Linked DNA regions of Mus musculus: regions 2 and 3 are each linked to region 1. Evidence: chromatin loops called from intact Hi-C (ENCODE). Cell type or tissue: heart. All regions are shown on one strand. Each heading gives the region's core, and the rest is flanking DNA. Links, peaks and the distances in the headings are about the cores only.

The links. Hi-C counts contacts between places; a loop is a spot of excess contacts. Peaks named below come from ENCODE experiments on the same cell type or tissue, not always from the same donor. Only the 100,000 strongest peaks of a DNase experiment are listed, where the experiment ranks them.
Region 2: it touches region 1 in a loop (4-fold over the local background); 20 of 42 quality-filtered maps call a loop at or near these places.
Region 3: it touches region 1 in a loop (11-fold over the local background); 12 of 42 quality-filtered maps call a loop at or near these places.

What each region holds. Positions count from the first base shown.
Region 1 is chr16:33,794,859-33,802,606 of GRCm38, reverse strand. Muc13 (mucin 13, epithelial transmembrane) reads right to left here. Exons shown (of 12, transcript NM_001382834.1): 2 at 3,030-3,674. Gm15658 (a long non-coding RNA gene) reads left to right here and starts at 6,468. Exons shown (of 3, transcript XR_003951910.1): 1 at 6,468-6,862. In heart, for the core only: a CTCF peak has its summit at 4,492 (motif pointing right); no DNase peak of the experiment used is centred there.
Region 2 is chr16:33,741,578-33,749,325 of GRCm38, reverse strand. Heg1 (heart development protein with EGF-like domains 1) reads right to left here. Exons shown (of 15, transcript NM_175256.5): 10 at 6,830-6,964. Among named protein-coding and RNA genes, the nearest start is that of Muc13, 49 kb to the left of the region's middle. In heart, for the core only: CTCF peaks have their summits at 4,162 (motif pointing left) and 4,464 (motif pointing right); a DNase peak (open chromatin) is centred at 4,554.
Region 3 is chr16:33,302,372-33,310,119 of GRCm38, reverse strand. No RefSeq gene overlaps it. Among named protein-coding and RNA genes, the nearest start is that of Snx4, 55 kb to the right of the region's middle. In heart, for the core only: a CTCF peak has its summit at 3,378 (motif pointing left); a DNase peak (open chromatin) is centred at 3,399.

The DNA of each region.
Region 1 (7,748 bases), core at 3,504-6,003:
AGATCCTGAGGGCATCGGTGCCTGCTCCCAAACACTAAGGAAGGCTCCCCAAACCCTTTTTAAACAAAGCAGCCTTTTATAGAACAGCGCGGTAATCACCAGACAGGGCAGGATAGCAGGAAGTTCCAAAGGGGAATATATTCTGAGGAGCAGAGCTGTCACACATCCATGAAGAAAGGGAGAGACAGCCAGGCATGGTAGCACATGTCTTTATTCCCAGCCTCCAGAAGGTGGACACTGTTGGATCTCTGAGAGTTTGAGACCAGCTTGGTCTATAGAGTAAGTTTCAGGCCAGCCTGGGCTATGGAAGAAGACTCTTTCTCAAAAGAAATAACCAACAAAGAAAAGGAACAATTAAGAAGAATGCAGATTAACCTAGTGAACTTCCTCCCATCCAAGTACGGACCAAGTCCAACCTGCTTAGCTTCCCGTGAAATCAAGTCCATTCAGGGTAGAGTGGCCTGGGCAACCCAGTAGTAGTTTTCTAGGGGGAGCATCAAGGACATGCTGCACCCTTGACTCTGCAAGGGAGGATTCAGAACAAAGAAATATTACGATGGACCCTGCACCCTGACCTAGATTCCTGGGTTGGACACACATGGCTCAGGCCCTATTTCCAGGAAACTAGTAAGATTGGAGGAGGGACATCTACAGGCGAGCACATGGTGATCTCGATTGGCCTGCCTGCTTTCTTCTGTTTTTTTTTTCAGGACTGGGGATTGAACCAGGCCCTCATGCATGCTAGGCACATGCTCTACCACTGAGCTATAGCCTCAGCCACTGGTTCACTATTTTCTTCATCTCCACAAATTCTGGAGCTTTTTCAAAAAGAATTTTTGTTTGTTTGTTTGTTGTTTGGTTTGGTTTTTCAAGAGAGGGTTTCTCTATGTAGCCCTGACTTTCCTGGAACTTGCTCTGTAGACCAGGCTGGCCTCGAACTCGGAGATCCGCCTGCCTCTCTGCCTTCTGAGTGCTGGGAGTAAAGGCGTGCGCCACTTCTCCCAGTTCAAAAAGCTAATTTTAAGACCCAGTATGCGTGACATGCTCCTCTGTGACAAGAGAGCAGTTGTACTTATTGCATTTGCTTAGGTTGTCTCTGAAGGGGGACACAGGAACTGGCAGTAGAGGTTGCTTCTAGAGTTCTCCAAGGGCCATGGAGTTTAGGGGAAAAGGACACGGGCTTTAACTGCTTACCCTTTTGTCCTGATTAAGCTTTACTGACACAACCGTGGGCCTGCTGTGTTTTCCTTTTATTGGATTTTTTTTTAATTAAAAGAATTCTTTCACTTATTCGTTTCCTGTGGGATGGATGAATAGGCACATGTGTGTAGGTTCTGGAGATGGAACTCCAGCACTTTAGCCAGCTGTGCCATCTCATTGGCTCCTCTTTTAAACTTTTCAGGCAGCGTCTCCTAGAGCCCAGGCTGGCCTCAAACTTGTTACATAGCCAAGGACAGCCTCGAACACTTGATCCTTCTGTCTCAATCTTCCAAGCCCTGGGACTACCCGTGTGCTACTACACCCGGCAAAGCCAGGTATGTTAAGTAAACTAAATGGCTTAAAAAAAAAAAAAAGGATTCAGCCCCATAGCAAGGAGAAATAGGATAGGATGCGGGTTCTCTCTGGGGGACAGCAAACAAGCAACGCAGGACAACAAGACATGCTTTCTTTCTGGAAATAAAGGGCAAACTCAGGAGAGTGATTGGTGGAGGAATGATTAAGTCACGCTAATCACGTTAGACCTTAAAGGTGGAAGGGATGAGCATCACTCCTTAGTTTCAAAGGAATGGTTTGTTGTTTTGTTTTGTTTTTCTGAGACAGGATTTCTGTGAAGTCTTGGTTGTTCTATAGGTTGTTCTATAGGTCAAGCTAGCCTTGAACTCAGAAATCCACCTACCTCTGCCTCCCAAGTGCTGGGATTAAAGGCATTTCCCCCCACCCCCAACATTAATCTCAAGGTCTTAAGTGAGTTCACTGGAGCCAAGAGAGAAGCAGTTTGCCTCATGCCAGCCAGCATGAGGAGTCATGAAGGACTGCTGTGGAGGAAGCAGAAATGGCCTGGAGAAGCTCCCGTTTCTAAGACCACCACAGCTGCCCACATGGCTGGGTTCTAATGACTGACCCAACTGATTTCTTAGATATCTGTCAAGGAAAACTTGGAAAGAGATCAAAAGTGCAAGGAGATACAAATGATCTCTTTGGGGCAAGTCACTGTTCTCTTTGGGCCTCAGTTTCCTTTTCCTAGAATGACGTGATGTATTTGAACTCTAAATTCTGAAGTCTGGGGAGTCCTCTAGGCCAGTGCTTGGTAAATTATGGCCCATGAGCTGTAACTAACCAACCCTTTATTTTTATAAATACATTTTTATTGGGATATAGCCAAGTTCATTCATTTGTACATTGACACGGCTGCTTTTGTTTTGTTTCAACAGAGACCACATGTTGCCCACAAAGCATAAAATATATACTCTCTGGTTTTTGTTTTTGTTTTTGTTTTTGTTTTTTTCTGATAAACTTTGCTGACACTCATTCTAGATCAAGTTTGGAGAACTTGTCAAGTGGTTTAGTATCATTGCTTATGGCCAATCACACTTTGGCCCTAGTCAGCCATCAACTGTTTGAGGACAGTCATTGTTTGGCTTCTTAACCCTTGGGCCCAAATTCAAAGGCTTGACTTAGTGTGGGAACTGTGATCAGCCACCATCCTGACGGATTCCAGGGTAGAGCCGATTTCTTCCTTAAGGCCCAGTGTGGCTGACAAGCCAGCAAGCACTTAGTCTAACCTGTATTTTTTCAGAGAACCTGAAACTACTTCCAGCTCTCCTATGGGCAGCTCTCACAAAGACCAAACTTAAAAGAGCATCTTCCACAGTTGTAAAGTAGCTTAAGGGACAGGAAGGGAAAGAATATAACTGAGCGCTAACTTAGGGGTTCCTTCGGTACCATTCCCCTTCCTCACCAGAACATACTGACACATCACAGACTTCGGTGCTCTGTACCCCAGTGAGATTTTCAGGGACCACTCTTACCTGTGCTTCCACCGCTAGGCACGGTGGAAGAGCTGGCACCACCAGAAGGCTGAGTTGGTCCGGGCTGAGATGAACTACCTGGAGATTGACTCTGTACCGTGGTGGGAGGACTGGCGCCACCAGAAGACGATGTTGTAGTAGAGACCTGAGATGAACTACCTGGAGATTGACTCTGTACCGTGGTGGGAGGACTGGCGCCACCAGAAGACGATGTTGTAGTAGAGGCCTGAGATGAACTACCTGGAGATTGACTCTGTACCGTGGTGGGAGGACTGGCGCCACCAGAAGACGATGTTGTAGTAGAGGCCTGAGATGAACTACCTGGAGATTGACTCTGTACCGTGGTGGGAGGACTGGCGCCACCAGAAGACGATGTTGTAGTAGAGGCCTGAGATGAACTACCTGGAGATTGACTCTGTACCGTGGTGGGAGGACTGGCGCCACCAGAAGACGATGTTGTAGTAGAGGCCTGAGATGAACTACCTGGAGATTGACTCTGTACCGTGGTGGGAGGACTGGCGCCACCAGAAGACGATGTTGTAGTAGAGGCCTGAGATGAACTACCTGGAGATTGACTTTGTACTGTGGTGGGAGGACTGGTGCCACCAGAAGACGATGTTGTACTAGAGGCCTGAGATGAACTACCTGTAGACAGAGTCCCACGGTGGGAGGATTAGTGCCGCGAGTCACCATGGAAGAGCTGGCGACACTAGGAAACAGATTTGTCTCAGGAGGCTGAGGTGAATTCCCTTTGGTCTGAATTGTCCCAGACTTCTTGTCAGACTTGGTTGTCACAGAGGACAGAATTGAACTATCTCTGGTCTCATTGGCTACATTCTCAGGCAGATTGTTAACAATACTTGAGGCAGAGGCTGTTGTGATTTTGGTTAAGGGAACAAGGTAGCCAAATGTCAGAGGACAGAGTGTTAGATAAATAATAGCAATTACTGTCCATTCTAACCAAAACTCATCTTGGATTTTCTGGGGGAAATGAATATACTTGATTATGTTAAAAGTGGCTCCTTCTCAGCATAACAAAATTAAAAAAAAAACAGACAAAAAATGGAAAATATTATTGAAAACTACCACACCTAACATAGCTTAATTATACCTGTGGAGAGCTAGCTGAGTGTAGAGTTGTGGTGATAACATTCATGAAGAGTATCAAGTCGGGAGTGGTGGTATATGTCTGTGGAGGCAAGCCTGGGCTACATGAGGCCATGTTGCAAAACTGAGAACGGAAACAACAAAACCATTGAGATCAGTATCCGAACTTTGGCGACAGAGACAAGAGGCTCAGGACACCCTTTGCTCCCTATCAAGTTCAAAGCTAGCCTGAGCTACAGGACACTCTATCTCAATTTACAAAAGAAGACATTAATACCAAGAAATAGCAATTTATATCTATATTTGGAAAACGGTTTAATAAATTCCCAGGACATTCAGAGGAAGACAATTGAAAGTGCCACAAGATGGCGCTGTTACCACCAGGCAGTGCCTTCTTTCTACATTCCAGGGAAACAGACCAGATTGTCCACATTGGGGCAGTTTTCTATGTTGAAGGGAACCTGAGAAGTTGGTTTTAAGAGAATAATCTCGGGGGCTGGTGAGATGGCTCAGTGGGTAAGAGCACCCGACTGTTCTTCCGAAGGTCCAGAGTTCAAATCCCAGCAACCACATGGTGGCTCACAACCATCTGTAACAAGATCTGACTCCCTCTTCTGGAGTGTCTGAAGACAGCTACAGTGTACTTACATATAATAAATAAATAAATCTTAAAAAAAAAAAAAGAGAGAATAATCTCGTAGAAACAACTCACTAAGCCAGGCAGTGGTGGCGCACGCCTGTAATCCCAGCACTTGGGAGGCAGAGGCAGGCGGATTTCTGAGTTCGAGGCTAGCCTGGTCTACAAAGTGAGTAAAAAAAAAGATATCTTCTTTTGTAAATTGAGATAGTCTCCTGTAGCTCAGGCTAGCTTTGAACTTGATAGATAGCAAAGGATGTCCTGAGCCTCTTGTTGCTGGACACTTCACCGAGTGCTGATTATAGTTCTTCCACATTTTGGTTTGGTTTTTTTGAGACAGGTCTTGCTATGCAGTGTAGTTGGCCTGAAATTCCCAATCTTTCTGAGTGCTGGACCAGTGTGTTTGTTTGTTTGTGTTGTTATTGTTGTTGTTTCCTGGTACACATTTCTCTAGATACATCTGCTTTGAGATAATAAGACAAATAAATGGTCCATGTCCTAAAGACTGTGATAGACATCAAAGCTGTATTTACCGCTTTCCTAGAACTCTCTAGGAAGCTTGGAAGACTACCTTTTAGTCGCCCACTTAGTGACCCATTTCTTGGGACTCCTCTTGTCTCTAAGAACTCTGACATTGACAACAGATTATACAAATTATTAAATGAAAACCTTTGTAGAGAGGAAGCCATTCATAAGCCCTATGATATAGGATGCTAATGTTCACTATGATTCCCCCAGGGACCATAAGATGCTCCAGGCAAGGCCCAGTTCTTCACCTTGGACAGGGCTTGGCTACTAGTAACTAGAAGAGACAAAGAGATAAGCAATTGTTTTTCCATCACCAAGAAAATCGTCACTAGCTGACCACAGTCACGTGGCCCACTGCCTCACATCTCCTGGGACTTTCTCATTTATCAAGGGCTTACCCTATACCTGATGTGACCCTGTGAGACAGACACAAATGCCACCTGTGAAGAGCCCGTGGGCATTGGTTGAGATGATTTGTCCATGGCACTGTTTGAACTACAACTTTGTCAGAGGTCTGTGGAGAGGCATGCATGAGCCTATGGAAGTCAGAAGAGGCTATTGGATCCTATACAACTGGAGTTCCAGTTGAGAGGTGAGCCCCGGTCCTCTACAAGAACTATAAACACTCTTAGCTACTGAGGCATCTCTCCAGCCCCAGCTTCCATCTTTCTGTTTCCTCAGATCTGAGAGCTGCTTTCTAACCCACACCACAGTAATAACCCTACAGCTATAGATCAACTATAGGGTGCCAACTATTGACTTAAATGAGAAAAAAAAGTTCTTTTTATGGGTTCTTTTCTGGAGAACACTCTAGGACCACCATCTGCCCAGAGCACATGGTACCCAATGCTAGCTGAGAGCCATACTAAAATGCTTCTGACAGACAGAAGTCCTCAATAGTAAGAGATGCTGGCTCTCACTAGATGCCATGGGAAAGAGGAGCCCTAGTGCTCAGGGGAAGCAAAACGCTGGCAAATGGATCCTGAGGGGGCTTAAGATGTCATCTGAGCATGTCCTCATTGTTCAGGAAGTCCTTATGACATTTCTGGGTGAGACAGGTGGAAGGTGTATAAGATCCACCTCCTGTCCTCAACTGCTGAGACCGACATGGAACATACGCAAGCAAGAGCAAACACAAATGTTTAAATATTGGATCCGATGGCAGATACAGTGCTGTGAGCCTAAGCTTCCTGCTGTGGGCTGTCTCCTCTGTTATTACGGAAGGAGAAACCACAGCTAGTAACCGACTACACTGTATTTGGATCCCTGCCTACCAAGCTCTGAAGTGTGGAGCCTGCTCCTGTACCCTGCTGGGGGAATTCTCTGGCCCAAGTCTCCTTTCTACACCTCTAAGGTACCTTGAGATCCATGACTACGAATTCTCTAACCTCTAGCCATTTCCCCAAGCCTTCCCAGCAAAGGATTCCCTTCTCAGTACCCTTATGTCTTACAGAAGGCATTTCTTCTTCATGGTGACTCCAGAAAATCACGTAGATCTTATCAGTTCTAATTGGGACCTGAAGACTTGGCCACAGCACCCAGGCTTGGCAGAGGAGATCTGGTGAGGCCTACCCTCCTCTTAGGACAGCTCTTCTCCCCCAATCTTAAAAGCAGATCAAAAAAAAAATATTGGTCCAGGGAATAAAGAAAGAAGTTTGCTTATGGATAGTATTAAATATCCATTAATGATATTTTTAGGGTATGAAAGGATATGAATATAAAAGTTGAACACATTTTTAATGTTATTTGATTCTCAAAATACTCAATATTATTAATGTGTTTGATGTATAAAATGCATTTAAATAATAAAAAAATTAAGAAGAAAAAAAAGAAAGAAAGAAAAGAAGCCTGCTGCCAAGGCTGGCCGGCTGTGTTCAATCTCACTCAGGGGGTGGGAGGAGAGAAACCACTTTCTGGGAGTTGTCCGATGTCCTCCACATGTATGGTAATTAAATGTAGTAAGAGGTTTCAAAAGCTCCTATCTTGCCATGTATGTTGGCTCATACCTATAACCCAGCACTCCAAGGCAGTTGGATCAGAAGTTCATCTACTGTATGGAGAGTTCAGTTTAACCTTGGTAGCACGAGATTCCATCCCCCAAACAAAGCAAGTCAAGTGGTCCTTTACATTGAACTCAATTTCTCTTCCCCCTTCCACTGCCTCCAATGCCTTATTCCTTTCTTGCATTTGACGTCTAGATCTGGATTTCTCTCAGAATGGGGTGGGGTGGGGGACAAATTCCTTACCTACTCAAACCCAGATAAACTCTCCCTAGTCCAGAAGAAGAACACCTGTAGGGGCTCTAACCCCCACTGGGATTGCTCTTTTTGGCCAGAGATCCCCAGTTTCAAGTGTTGGTGAAAACAGACATATCCCCGACCCCTCCAGGTCTGACTCTCTGATGATCACAGGAACAGATCTAGATCCAGCTTGCTAACCTCATCCTT
Region 2 (7,748 bases), core at 3,221-5,720, 53 kb after region 1:
CGGCCCACAGATTTATTTATTCATTATATGTAAGTACACTGTAGCTGTCTTTAGACACACCAGAAGTGGGTGTCAGATCTCATTAGGGATAGTTGTGAACCATCATGTGGTTGCTGGGATTTGAACTCAGGACCTCTGGCAGAGCAGTCAGTGCTCTTTACCAGTGAGCCATCTCACCAGCCCAGTTTGGTTTTTCAAGACAGGGTTTTGCTCAGTGTAGCCCCGGCTGTCCTGGAACTCTCTGTAGATCAGGCTACAGACTGTTTAATCTCAGCAGCAGCCACAAGAAATCCCCATTGCAGGATGCCATGGACCACATTGCTACAGTATCATAGTAACTTCTTGGTGAGCGTGCCCAGAGAAACTTCTTGTGGGCCTCAATGCCTAAAAAGACCGGGATCTCCTGGCCCACACTAGTGTGCTTTCTGGACTTCGTGGGATCTGATCATGATCTTTCTGGTTAGTCTCTGATCTTAGACCTTGCATGGAAATGCATGGCCTTCCTGGGCAAATACACTATTTAGCTTTCTGCATGTTCCCTGTCCCTCCAGTCTCAACAAAGTAGCCAGTGTTCTCTTAATCCGACTTACCTCTTAAATAGGAACGTTTGCTGTCTTGGAACTCATAATTCTCCTGCTTCAGCGTCCCAAGGCTGATGTCACAGGTACATGAGACTATGTCTGTTCCCCACCCCCTTTTTTCCTGTGCCATACCTAAACAGCCAAATCTTTGATTGCTTTTTCTTTTTTTAAATAATAATGTATCAGAGTGTGGTGGTACATGCTTTTAATCCCAGTTGTCTATAGGCAGAGGCAGACAGGTCTTTGTGAGTTTGAGGACAGCCTAGTCTGTATTTTGATTTCCAGGCCAGCCAGAGCTACCCAGTAAGAAAGACCCTATCTCAAAAAGAAAATCACTTTATTGTAATGAAATTAGAAACAAAACCATCACTGGCTCAGCTACCTGCTGAAATACACACTTGATCTGATCCAAATCCTATACATTTCTGTAAACTTCAATACAGTTAGACCTTCTAGGCTGAAGCCGTAGAGCCTCACTTAGGGTTTTATACTTTAACTATCAGTTACATCTTTCATGCACTTATCCACCACAAAAAGGAGAAGTTCAACACAGCTGAAACTAGAAAAATAATTAGCTTTATGATCTCTTTCATGGTCCGTGCCCTTTTGCCTTTATTCTGACCCTCCTCATCCTTACTTGGTCTCCTTTCTAAATGTGATACTGCACCCACACTGACACTGTTTGCATGGTATACATTACAGGCCAGGGTCTGCATATAAGGGCAGAGAACATGTGGTTTGGTTTGGTTGTGTTTCTTTCTTAATTTGGGTGACCTTGCGTAACATTATACCTTCTAATGCCATCTATTTCCTGCAAATATTGTAACGTCATTTTCTCTACAGTTGAGTAATGTTCCATTTCATTTTGTGTATGCACCACATTTTTCATTATCCATTTACCTGTTGATGGACACCTAGGTTAGTTTCGTTTCCTTGTTATCATAAATGGAGCAACAATAAATATGGGCGTGTGAACATCTGTGCGGTAGGACACGGGCTTCTCTGCATAGATACCAGGAGTGAAATAGCTGACTCCTGTAGTCCTATTTTTAATCTTTTAAGGAACGTCTGAACTGATTTCCATACTAATGTACTGGTGTGAGCCCTCCCACCCCCACCCCCAGCAGCACCCCCACAGGGCTTCCTTTCCCACATCCTCTGACATTTGCTGTCAGATTTGTTGATGACAGCCATTTGACTGGGGTGAGGTGCTATCTCAAAGTGGTTTTAATTTGCATTTCCCTGATGACTAGGGATGCTGAACACCTCTTAATAAGTTACTGCCATTTGTGCTTCTTTTGTAAATGACTTTTTCATGTCATTCTCCCTGCCCAGTCAGTACCGTTTCAGGTTCATTTTTGTTTATTTTATTTTTTATTTTGTGTGTGTGTATGTGTGTGTGTGTACAGCTGTGTGTATGTTACAGAGCATGTGGAGGTCAGAGGTTAAGCCTCAGAAGTCAATTCTTTCTTATGGGATATGGGAATTGAGCTGAGTTCATCAGGCCCACATCCCTATCCACCAAGCCATCCTGCTGATCCCCTAATATGTAAAAACCTTGTTTCTTTACTTGAAATTTCTTTCTTTCTTTCTTTCTTTCTTTCTTTCTTTCTTTCTTTCTTTCTTCCTTCCTTCCTTCCTTCCTTCCTTCCTTCTCCCTCTATGTCTCTGTTTTTGTTTGTTTGTTATTTTATTAAAAAAATTTTTTTTAGATAGAGTTATTCTGTGTAGCCCTGGCTGTCCTAGAATTCACTCTGTAAACCAGGCTGGCCTTGAACTCACAGAGATCTGCCTGACTCTGCCTCCTGAGTTCTGGGGTAAAGGTGTGCACCACCACTGCCCAACTCATGATAAGAATTTCAATAGGTGTTTCAAATCCTTTATTCAGCAAGATAGAGTGTCAAGTCCTATTTTGAGATAAGATGAGGCTGAATCCCCTAATCTTTTTTTTTTTTAAATATTTATTTGTTTATTATATGTAAGTACATTGTAGTTGTCTTCAGGCATCCCAGAAGAGGGCATCAGATCTCATTACAGGTGGTTGTTAGCCACCATGTGGTTGCTGGGATTTATCCCCTAATCTTTGACACCCTGAGTTCTCTGCCTCAGGAAGGCAGGTCCTCCTCTATGGAACAAGCAGAGTGCTCCCCGGTTTTTCCTGGCCTGAGTAGAAAGCTTCATGCCCTCGCTCAGGTCCCCCTCCTACTATGGGCCTCTGAGGCATGCTCCAGTGGGAAGCCGATGAGGGATGACTTCAGGCTCAGACTACAGGAGTGCTCCAGGGAAGTGCTCCACAGGGACTGCTCACTACAGGAGTGCTCCACTGGGACTGTTCACCTCTCCACCCATCTCATCATCAAGGTAGGCTGATCTCATCAGTCCATTCTATTCTAAACACTTGTTCCTGAAGACATTTTTACATTTGTCTACCTCCCCAACCTCACGTGCTGAGCGGGGAGCTTTCCACGCCTGGCTGTCACCCAACTATGCACAAGGCCCATCTGTTGTCCAGCCTATGCGCTCGAGCTGACGGCTTGGGCTATTTTCATTTAACATCAAAAGAATCTTGACCACCCCCCCTCCGCCCCCAATGATATTTTTCTAACTGAAAGAACACAAGCTAGTGAGGTGGCTCAGTGGGTAAAGGCATTTACCTCCATGCCTGATGACCTGAGTTCAATCCTCAGGACCTACATATGGTAGAAAAAGAAGCAACGCTATTGGATTATCCTTCAGTCACACATGTGCACTCACACAAACGACCAAACAAATAAATATATATAAAAAGATTTTTTTTTTGTGTGTGTGTGGCTTTTTAAGACAGGGTTTCTCTGTGTAGCCTGGCTATCCTAGAACTCTCTCTGTAGACCAGACTGGTCTCAAACTCACAGAGATCCAACTGCCTTTGCCTCTTGAGTACTGGGATTAAAAGTATATGCTACCACTGCCTGGCTTGACTTTTTTTTTTTTCTCCCTAAACTGTATTTTTTAAAGGGCGTATCCATCACTTATCAATGATTGAGTGACTGCTGCTCTTGGGAAAATCTTGTCCGCAAAGGCACTTTCAGTTCCTCATCACAGAGGGACTCTGACCCGGAGCACTAGAGACAGAACGATTGTGGCAAGAATTTGCATATATACAGCACTGAGCTTTGCCTACTGCCTAGGGAAAAAGCAAAACCAAGCTTAAAGTACACAGCGGAGTCTTAGTAAGGCCTTTGCAGGATACTAAGTAACACTTAGCAACTCCTTTGCCGGATATTAAGTAACACTTAGTAACGCCTTTGCAGGACACGGATGGTCTTAAGCTGTATCTGTTGTCCTATGGCCCACTTCATTAGACACTTGACCTTTCCTACATTCAATGTTGGGTCTTAAGGCACTTGCCATCTGAAAAAATTAAGACTGCTAGAATCCTGGCTGCAGAGAATGTTCAGTGATTGAGAGCACTCACTGCTATGCCAGGAGACAGGAGTTTCCGCCCCCCACCCCCCCCAATCACCTGTAACTCCCACTTTAGAGGATACAGTGCCCTCTTCTGGACTTCTAGGGTACTTGTACACACATGTAACACTTAAGGCCCACAAACACAATTAAAATTAAAATTTTATGTGACGGTGCATGCCTTTAATTCCAGAGCTAAGAGGACAGAGGCAGGAGGATCTCTGTTCAAGGCTAACCAGGACTACATAGTGAGACCCTATTTTAAAAAACAAATCAACCCTTACCCCCACCCCCACAAAAAAAGACCTTTAAAAATGCTAATCTCAGCCTGGTCAGAGGGTACAACAAGGTTGCTAGAATCGATGCTTGTGTGGTGGGAGGAAGCTAAGGAATACAGGAAGGACACATATTTTAATTTTCAGTAAGTGCACTCCAGCACGAATGGCCAGAAGATGTCACTGCTAACCCATCGGACAGGGCTGGAGTCCACAAACCTACTAGATCCAATCATCAGAAGACTGCTGGCCCTGCCCCACTGAGGAAGCACCTCACGGGCCCCAAGGCTAATCAGGGTCTCCCCGTGCTGCTGCTTGGTCATTACCTGTAAGCATAAGGCTGGGGATACCTGTGTCACTTAAAGCACACATCCTGAAAATGACAACCTAGACAGGAGTGTGGTGACACCTGAGACAGGAAGATCGTGAGCTTGAGGCTAGCTGGGCTATCTACTGAATTCTAGAAGGGCTTGGGTTAGAAGGGGAGACCATTTCTCACCTCTCCCGACAAGTCATCTCAAATTCAGCCAAATCTCTGTGTAAACAGAGGGTCGAAATGTGTATTTTTTTTCTTCTAAATTTCTGCAATTCAAGTTATAGATTGCCAAGGTTTTATATGGTATTTACCCATATATACACAGATGCCTCTTACTGTCTCCTACAAGACAGTTCTATATTGTTTTTGTCATACTTTCAAAGTTACATACAAAATCAAAGGAGCTGTCCATAAAGAGCAGTGGTACTCAAAACCTGTCTCACGTAACCCTTCATATGGATCACCCAGGACCATCAGAAAACAGACATTTACATTACGATTCGTAACAGTGCAAAATTACAGTTATGAAGTAGCAACAAAAATAATTTTATGGTTGGGGGTCACCATAGCATAAGGAACTGTGTTAAAGGGTCACAGCATCAGGAAGGTTGAGAAACACTGTTTTGGAGAGAGGCTTAGCCAAGGTAACCTCTAGCTACGCTTGTCTGTAAGATACGGTTAGGACATTGCTGACTTGGAAGTAGAAAGAAGTGGTCCAAACCAGTCAGGAGCAAGGGTGAAGGCAAGGCCATCCTTGAAGGACTAATTCTGAGGCCAGCTCCTCTGCCCGCCCACAGTCCTGCTCACCTGTGTCACAGGCACCATGGCACACAGCACCATAGCACCACACACACGGCCTCAGTGGTGTCATTTTCCCACATGCAGCTGAGCTCCAGCCCTCATTTTTAAGAAGGGCAGGAAAGCAGGTAAGAAGGAGCTAGGGACGTTTATTTCTTTTGTGGCAAAGCGACGGTCTGGCATGGCAATGGGATGTCGGGGACCAATCATGCCAGGCCAGAAGCCCAATTCCGAAAGCAGGTGCTCTTCCAAACCTACTGTAGGTCCCACGTGGAGAGCTGACACCGCCCACCTCTGAAGAAGTTTCTGTCTAAACGTAACACTGTCAGCAGATCTATGTATGGTGCAGGATGAAAGTGCTGCCCCCAGACATATTTTTATATCCTTTTGATGAAATGAGTCCTCACAGCATAGGTCCTGACTGAATAGTGGCCTGTCACCTTGCCCTTGTGTGGATTTTTCACCTGGATCTCAGCACATCTGTCGCCAGCAAGGTGTTGACTGACCAGGAAGTCTGTGCCTTTCACATTACAACTGGAGACCATGCTGTGTGTGAAAAAGGAGCCTCTGTATTAACACCCTTCCTGACCGTCACAGGCTGTGGCAGTCCTTGAAGCCAGGGGACACAGCACTCTGAAGCTGAATAAAACTAATTTGGGGGAAACTTTTGGACCACATTCACTGAGTGTGGTGGTCTCTGTCTCAAATGGAGTGCATTTTGGCTTCTTCCCAAAGGCTGGCAGAATTAGATTTTTACTCTCCAATATACCAAGCAACCTTTAAAATGATAACCCATTGAATTATCAACAACCTAGATAAACACAAAAGCAAGTCCCTGTGGGTTACAAAGCCCAACTTGAGTCACAGCTGTACTTCTCGGGACATCTAACAAAGTGACCACACTCATTTCAAAGAAGAGGAATCTGAGGTTTAGAGAAATGAAGTGCTTGCTCAAGATGATACCAGTTTAGTGAGGCGGAATGTGGCTCTGAGCCGGGTGTCCTGGGCATCATTGAGTATACTCACTACTAAGCCACAGTGCCCCCAGACAGACCCAGGCCCAGATCAGTACTTGTATTTCTACCTTTAGTGATAAGCAGTTAACAGACAACACTTTGGGGAGAGAATTAATTTTTCTAACTTCCTCTAACAGCAAGGAGGGAAAAGGGGACCTTGTGATAGCTTCCATTTTCCTTTCCTTTTAAATGGTATTGGCTAGACCACCACAAACCAGGAGATACTTGCAAGGAAACACTGTATTCATTCCTGCTGCTGGTCAAATAGAGCCAGTAACCCCCAGTTTAGAAGCATCACACTTTGAGCAGAGACCACCTGCAGGGAATGCACTGCTCCTGCCTAGAGCAGAGACCAGCTGCAGAGCATGTGCCACGCAACTGCTGGGGACCCGAAGTTACCTCGGCAAGAGTGATCCATCTTGTTGAACTGGAAGTAGCCAGACTTGCACTGACAGAGCGCGACACCATCCAGGTCGGTGCAGATGGAGGTCTCTTTGTCACATTCTGGACTCTTCCGCTTACACAAGCTGCCCGCTGGGATGTGAAAAACAAGGCAGTGAGACCAAACCAAACCTCTTCTTCACACCTTATGACGCATGAACTTGCTATTTCAATAGGCTCAGGGGAGAGTTTCCCAGAGTCTTCTTGGAACCATAGTCCTCTGAGGCCCTACACAGTCTCTACCTCTTGTTCCCTGGTCACCGCCAGTAAATAAATATTCACAAGCATTCCCTATGGAGAAACCAAACTGAGGAAGGAAAGGGCGCTGCCCAACCTACAAATGCAGCCTGGTGTATTCTGTACCTTCACGTTTAAGGACTGGGAGTAAGGGAGGTGGGGGGTGGGGCTGGAACAAACCCAGAAAATGTGACCATGTTCTTAGGAAGTCAGGAGCTTGGACCCAAACCAACCAATACAGTCAGACCAGTCTCAAGTGGAAACATGTCCGGGCTCTGTGTCCTAGGGGCCCAGGACCACTCTGTGGTAAGGCAGCTTGCTTTGCTCTCAGTGTGTTGCCTTTTGGAGGCTTATTATAGAACGAGGTTTGTATGGTAATCTGATTCCCCAGGGTTGGCAGGAAGCTGTCTGTCTGTCTGTCTGTCTGTCTGTCTGTTTGTCTCCCCACTACAGTGTTAGGAAGGTTTATTCAGCACTGGATCTGCAGCACAGAGACCAGTAGGTGAGCATGTGCTGGGGTGGGGGTGGGGGTGGGGGTGGGGGTGGGGGTGGGGAAGTCCTACTGGCCTGATCAGTCGCTACACCATCACCAGGAGAAACAGGCAGACGAGGAAAGAACCCAGTTTTAAGGCTGGTTTTG
Region 3 (7,748 bases), core at 2,220-4,719, 490 kb after region 1:
TGTTTCCCTGTTTCTGGGCAGCCAGGAAGGGTGGGGGGGGGGGGGCTAGTGTCCCAGCATTCCCTTTAAGGGTGAACATCCATCACCTGACTTCCTTCTGCTAGGCTCCACCTCTTAAAGGTTCAACCACCTTCCCATAGTGAGTGCCATGGCTGGCAACTAAGTATTAAAAGCAAAGCATAGGGCTGGTGAGATGGCTCAGTGGGTAAGAGCACCCGACTGCTCTTCCGAAGGTCCGGAGTTCAAATCCTAGCAACCACATGGTGGCTCACAACCATCTGTAACAAGATCTGACTCCCTCTTCTGGAGTGTCTGAAGACAGCTACAGTGTACTTACATATAACCAAAGCATAGGTTAACAAGATGGCTCAGAGGATAAAGACACTTGCCACCAAGCTTGTCAAGCTAAGTTGGATCCTTGTCTTGGGCTCCACATGGTGGAAAAAGAAACTGACTCTCAGTGGTCCTTTGATCTTTGAATGTGTGTGGTGGTGGTGGTGGTGGTGGTGTGTGTGTGTGCGCGCACACACACACTAATAATGATGATGATGATGATAAATATTCTTTTAAGATATGGTCTCACTATGTAGCACTGGCTGATCCCAAATTGTCTATGTAGACCAGGCTATCCTTGATCTCACAGAGATCCACTTGCCTCTGCCTCCCAAGTGCAAGAATTAAAGGCATGCGCTACCTTGCACAGTTAAATAAATTCTTTTTAAAAGATCCAAAACATAGCAAAATGGAAGGAGTAGCTCACCTCTCAAACACAACTCTACTCTCTAGCTGCTTCTTAGCTGGCCTACCATGAAGGGCTTCCAGATGGTGCCCCTCCCCCACCTTGAGACACTCCAGCCTGAGTTCAGGCCCCCAGGGCTCATGGGTACCCAGCACCTTGAAGCCAGATGTTCTAAGCTGCTCCAGGGTTCAGGGAATAAAGCAAAGAGACGGGCCTAGGGTTTTGTAGCAAGTAGATTTCAAGTTTTACCAAGGTCAGGATGAGCAGGTGGAGTGACCTGGGAGTGGACCCATCTGCATGCATAGGACTGCACGATGGCCCCAAGCTGTTTGTAGCCAAGCTTAGTTTTCTGCTTTTTGCAGCTCAGCATTGACTGGGAAAAGAACTCAATTGTCAAGTCCCCTTCCCTCTCCCCACTCCCTCCTCATGTAATTGTTCTGTTAGCACTTGCAGACATTTGTACTAATTAGTTAATTTCATTTTATGCCTAGTTAGGGCCCCAAATGGGGAATCTACAAATTAATGTCAACTCACGAGGCAAATCAATGGACTCCAACAGCCCCCAGCCTTCTGGTTCTGGTTTGAGTTTCTAAGCAGCCAGGATGGGATATTTCCTTCGAAATCCTCAAAAAGGCAATGTTTCAGATTCATTGAGTGCCTAATTGCACGGCTCATGAGGGAAGCTCCCATCAAAAATGAAAACGCAGTCTCCCATGAGCCTCTGCTCCTCTCTTCTCTAGCCTTCACCACCAGCAGGCTCAGCCTGAGCCCAGTTCCAGACACAAACCTCACTGGCCTGCCCTTCCCTGACCCTTCCTCCCATTCTAACAGGGACTGGTTATCATATGAGGAAGACCTGTGTGTAAACATAGCAAAGTCACTTTCCCTCTCTGGCCTCAAGCTTTCTCACAACTTCTGGGGAAATGGGGTTGCTTTCTCAAGGAAATGAGAGGCCCTGCTAGGAACACAGAAAATGCATGGCTCTTGTGATGTTGTTGCCTGGGTTAGCCTGGTACTACGTAGTTCAGGATGGCCTCAAAGTCACATAGCCTCTCTTGTTCAGCTTCTCAGGGGCTGGTATCAGAGGCATGGGCCACCATCCCCAGACTGTCAGGTTCTGGACTAGGATGTGAAGAGAGCAGGGGTGGCCATGGCTCAGGGGAGAGCTGATGCCAGCCGAGCGACTGGCACTTGTGGACCACTAGGCCATATTTGACTTGTGCTGGCAGCTGCAGGGAGGAGCAGCCTCCAGCTTTACAGTGATGTCTGGGGCCTGAAGCTTCTCCTCTGGCTGTGGAGTAGACAGACAAGCACGATGAGACCGGCACCTGCCAGTGACCAACCCATGCTGTGAGTTCAAAGATCTCTGTCCGCAAAACACTGAGTGTGGGGCCGGGCTGCTCGTAGGCTGACCATGTGAAGAGAGATGTCTGTGTGCCAGTCCCAAGTACCCTGTCCTCGAGGCTTGAGTGGGTATGGTCTGGCTCCGTGCCAACTGCTTTGTCAGCAGAGGCAAGCAGAAAAACAACCTTTTAAGTCCTTCATGATGTGTGTGTGTTGAAGAATATATGGTGAATCTTGGTTTCTTAAAAAAAAAAAAAACCCAGTTATGCTATGTGCATGTTTTTGTTTTAATCTCAGGTGTGGGATAGAGGTTCCTTTAGTTTGTCCACAGCTGCTGTGATTTTTTTTTCATATTCTAGGAGGGGTGTGATCTTTGCCAGCTAAAAAATTGTTTATATTTGGAATTCTGGCGACTCTTGAGAGGGTATAAATGCGAGAGCCCTGAGCACGCGTGTGGAGGCTGCTTCTGGTTCCTCCTGCTTCCTCCTGGGCTCTGCTGCACTTGCTATTGCTGGATTGCTGGTTGGAGATGTCCTGAAGATAGAGATTGGATTTGCCACGGAACCCAATGCCCCTAGTCAGCAGGAAGTAGTATAAAGAGGTCTATACCTTTCCCTTCTAAACCTCTTTCTTACCTAGTGTTGCGGTGGGAGGATGGAAGGCATTAAGGTGGAATAAGGACTGGAAGTGTGGTAGGTATAAGAACCCAATAAAATAACAACAACAAAAATATCCAAGACAAAAACACAAGGACATACTATACCATCTTTCTAATCTAAAAGTGTGAAAACTTCTCATCTCTTCATTCTCCCAAGTGGAGTGTGTATTTCTCTTTTTGAAATAGTTTTTGGAGGCATTCGGGTATATTCCCAGCCTGGACAACATGACAAATCCTATTCTCAGAAGGACTGGGTTAGGATGTGTGGCTCAGTGGTAGAGCACCTGGATTCTCCCTGGAAGCCCTCCTTAGAGGACAGGCAAGCTCAACTCCCCCTCAAAAGGCTTCACTGCGTAGGACAGTGAGGTATCATCCAAGCCTGGTGAGTCCCCAGAAGACAGTCTCCTCTGAGTAATTACATTGCCAAAATGTAGGTAGAAAGGTCCAAGTTTAAAGGTCTGTTTACTTTATTGCCCTTTTACCACATGGACTGTGCCTGCTTGGTTAATGTTTATTTTGTTGAATAATCTAGTTTTAGTCACATCAATAAAAGTCCGTGCTACTTTTATAAAACAAAAACCAGTTTCAACCAGAGGTTTCTCCTGGGTCCGTTAGCTTTGCTGCCACCTAGTGGCACACTCCTAGAGTGCAGGGCTGGCCATATGGGACAGCCACCAGAGTTCCTTCCCTGGGCTAGAGTTCAGGGACTGCCTATAAGTGAGGTAGCCAGCCTGACCGAGGTTTACTCTAAATTCTAATTTCTACATACTAAAATAGAAAGTTCTCTATATGGGGGCAGGAGATTGTCACAATCAAAAGAACCAATGACCATCAAATGCCTAGTGTCCTGTAATTATTCAATGTCTTGGTGGAGAACTTGCTCTCACGGAGTGGTTTCCAACTGTTTATTATTATTAAGTATTATTATTAGTCTGTTTATTTAATGTGCATTGGTGTTTTATGTGCATGTATGTTGGCATAAGGGTGTCAGATCTTCTGGAACTGGAGTTATAGACAGTTATAAGCTGCCACATGGGTGCTCAGAGTTGAACTCATGTCCTCTGGAAGAGCAACCAGTGCTCTTTACTGTCGAGCCATCTCTCCAGCCCCTCCCAGATGTTTTTTTATAGATTCCTGGTCTCATGGTTTCTGTCACTGACCCCAGTGATATTACAGACAGGCACTACATTGTCAGGCACAACCTAAGTCTACGTTGGTCAGGCACTGTGGACCAGAGGTGAGAGAGAGAGCCCGATCAGGAGGGGTGTGGGTAAATCTAGCAAGTGATATTTAACAAATAAAGAGAAAGTCAGCCAGGAGCCCAAGGACTGGGAGAGGGCTGCCTGGATGGCGGCACAAGGGGGCACTAAGTCAAAAACACTGCAAGATTTTAAGAATGAATGACTCAGCAGAAGACAGCTGAAGATTCCAATTTTATAAATCTATAAATGAATTGAGCATGGTGGCACACATCTGTAATGCTTGTAAACTTGAAGGCTGAGATGGGAAGACTTGGAGTTTGCTAACCTGGGCTACACAAGATGCTGACAAAAATAAGGGGTGCAGAGGTAGTTGTCGCTAATGCGCTTGCCACACAGACACAAGGGCCAAAGAATCCACCCCAAAAGCTGGGCACACTGAGGATCCCATCCCATCACTGAGGAGGAAGTAACCGGTGAACCCCAGAGTTCACTGACCAAGATTCAGGGAGGGAGCATGGCTATGGTTGCCAACTGGACATGCCAGGGAGGCGGAAACCCCAGTTCAAGAACTGCCTCCATCAGACTGGCGTATGGATATGTTTTGGGAGCATTGTCTTGACTGCTAATTGATGCGGGAAGGCCCAGCCCATTGTGAGCGGTGCCTTCTCTGGGTAGCAGCCTGGGCTGTATAAGAAATGTCAGCTGAAGTGCTCCTGTGGGAAAGCCAGTGTTCCTCCATGGTCTCCACTTCAGTTCCTACCTTGAGCTCCCTTGATGGATTGACACCTGTAAGCCAAATAAACCTATTATTCCCAAGATGCTTGTATCACAGCAACAGAAAGCAAAGGACATATACCTTTAAGGTAGGTTAAAATGGAGAAAAGAAAACGAGAAATTAGGCAGCTGGGTGTTGCTGTAGAAGAGAAGCACTATTTGTTGAGACAGAGTCCCACAGTGTAGCCCAGGCTGGACTCAAATTGCTTGCTGATCCTTCTATTCCAGCCCCCTAACTCCTAATATGACAGATGTGCACCACATCTAATGATGCGGGAGATTCTGACACATCTACACTATACTTGATAGATGAGGGAGAACAAAACAGATTACAATAAGGAAAATACTTGGACTCCAGTTTAGAGGCTTCCATAGTGGCCCACAGGGTGCACTGACCCCTGGTCCCTATAGCTATCCTTAATGCATACCAGGATTTGATCCTCTGAGCTCTTTCCATACTTACAAGCCAGCCATTTCAAGCACTTCAGGCTGCGTCCTCTCCAGGGGAGCTTCAGCAGTTTCAGGCCATGGTGTTTCTGAACAGAAGCATAGGGAAGCTCTCCCAGAGGAGGTAATGGGGGAGACCGTACGTCTAGGCACAGGAGGGGACCGAAGCTGAGCCAAGTCAGGCAATCGAAGTGGCCTTTCCAAAAGCCTGAAGCAATGAGAAGCCGATGCTGTGGTGCCCCAAGTTTGTGTGCTTGGATGTTAACCCCCAATGCAACAGTGTTAAAAGGTGGTTGGGCCGGAAGTGGTGATGCATACAAACCTGTACCCTCAGCACTCCGGAGGCACAATCAGGAGAATCTCTGGGTTTGAGGCCAGCCTGGGCTGCACAGAAAGACCCTATTTCAAAACAAACAAAAAGAGGCGTTGGGCCAGGAATTGGTTAATGTTGATTATGGAAAGGCTTTTAGTCACCCAGTCTCTTATGCTATCCTCCTACCCACCTGCCTGGCCGCCCACCCAGCCACCCATCCGTTTTTTGAGACAGGCTGCATCTAGCCCAGGATGAATTCATACTCTACATAAGGAAGGGTCCCCTCCACTTCCGATTCCCCTCTTCCTCTGTAGTCTGTCTTCTACCATGTGCTGACTCATCAAGATGGCAGATACAGCCTCTCCATCTTAGGCTTCCCAGTCCCCAGAGCTGTTCTGCTTTTCTGACCCAGGTATTGCTAAGTGGCCCCAGGTGGCCCGTCACTTGTTGTGTAGACCCAGATGAGTTCAAACTCACAACAATCCTCTCATCTCCATCTCCCGAGTGCTGAGATCACACCCATACCTTCCCCTATCTAGAATTTTTGTTATGATCACATAAGTTAGGCCTGAGGTCTGCACACTGCCTCCCAGGTGTGCCCTTTGCTGCTTCCTTAGCCAGCCTTCGTTCAGGCAGTGTCCCTGTCATGGATACACAGGTGCTCCCCCAAGAGCTTCAGTTTCCACCTCTCCCAGAGGACAGGGGGCTTCAGTTACTCCTGGGCTGGTGTCCATCGCAAACTGAACCTGAGCTGCCCAGGGCTCCAGGGTCAGGCGGATATGGGCGATTCCTGAGGTCCCTCCAGTTCCTAATGGGGGTACTAGGAAGCCTGCTGTTTGGGGCCTAGCTCATGTAGGACAACTGCTCTAAAGCCACCGGTAAGAGGTCACTGGCCTCCAGCTCACAGGCCAGGGTGTCATATACCAGCTCATGTTTAGGAAGGAACTGGAGAGTTATCGTAACCGTAACTGCCTGGGTAACTGAGCAGCAACGTTCATCCCGGCTGCACTTAGTCACCTGTTTCCTTGAGTCCTTCCCATACCCGCCTCACAGTAACCTTGGCCAGTCTCAGCTCAGCCTCCCAGGCTGTTGGAAAGGCAATGGAAGTGGCAGCCACAGGCTCTTGGGGGAGCTACACAGGCCAATTGACTAGGAGTCATTTCCCTCTAGTCTTAACTACTTAAGGCTTTCTGTTTGATTGGGGGGGGGGGCATGGTGGGAGGTCTAACCATGTTGTCTACGTTGGTCAGGAATTCACAGACTCAAATGATCCTTCCGCTCAGTGTCTCCTGAATAGCTAAATTATAGATGCAAGTAGGTACTGTACTTAACATCTAGGCTTCAAAGATCCTGGAATCCTGTCTCTGAAAGAACTGCTTCTGTCTCAGGGCTCTGTAAGTTCTCAATCAAAGCCTCTGCTACGACAGGAGTGCACCACGTCTGTCCATGGGGGAGATCTTGACGCCTTGTACTGGCTGGTTTTGTGTGTGTCAACTTGACACAAGCTAGAGTTATCACAGAGAAAGGAGCCTCCCTTGAGGAAGTGCCTCTGTGAGATGCAGCTGTAAGGCATTTTCTCAATTAGTGATCAAGGGTGGGAGGGCCCATTGTTGGTGGTAACATCCCAGGGCTGGTAGTCTTGGGTTCTATAAGAAAGCAAGCTGAGACTATGCCGGGGCCTAGCAAACACAGAAGTGGATGCTCACAGTCAGCTAATGGATGGATCACAGGGGCCCCAATGGAGGAGCTAGAGAAAGTACCCAAGGAGCTAAAGGGATCTGCAACCCTATAGGTGGAACAACATTATGAACTAACCAGTACCCCGGAGCTCCTGTCTCTAGCTGCATATGTATCAAAAGATGGCCTAGTCGGCCATCACTGGAAAGAGAGGCCCATTGGACTTGCAAACTTTATATGTCCCAGTACAGGGGAACCCTAGGGCCAAAACGTGGGAGTGGGTAGGTAGGGGAGTGGGTGGGGGAGGGTATGGGGGAACTTTTGGGATAGCATTAGAAATGTAAATGAGGAAAATACCTAATAAAAAAAAAAAAAGAAAGAAAGAAAGCTGAGCAAGGCAGAGGAAGCAAGGCAGTAAGTAACATCTCTCCATGGCCTCTGCATCAGCTCCTGTTTCCTGACCTGCTTGAGTTCAAGTCCTGACTTTCTTTGGTGTTCAACAGCAATGTGGAAGTGTAAGCTGAATAAACCCTTTCCTCCCCAACTTGCTTCTTGGTCATGATGTTTGTGGAGGAATAGAAACTCTAAGACACG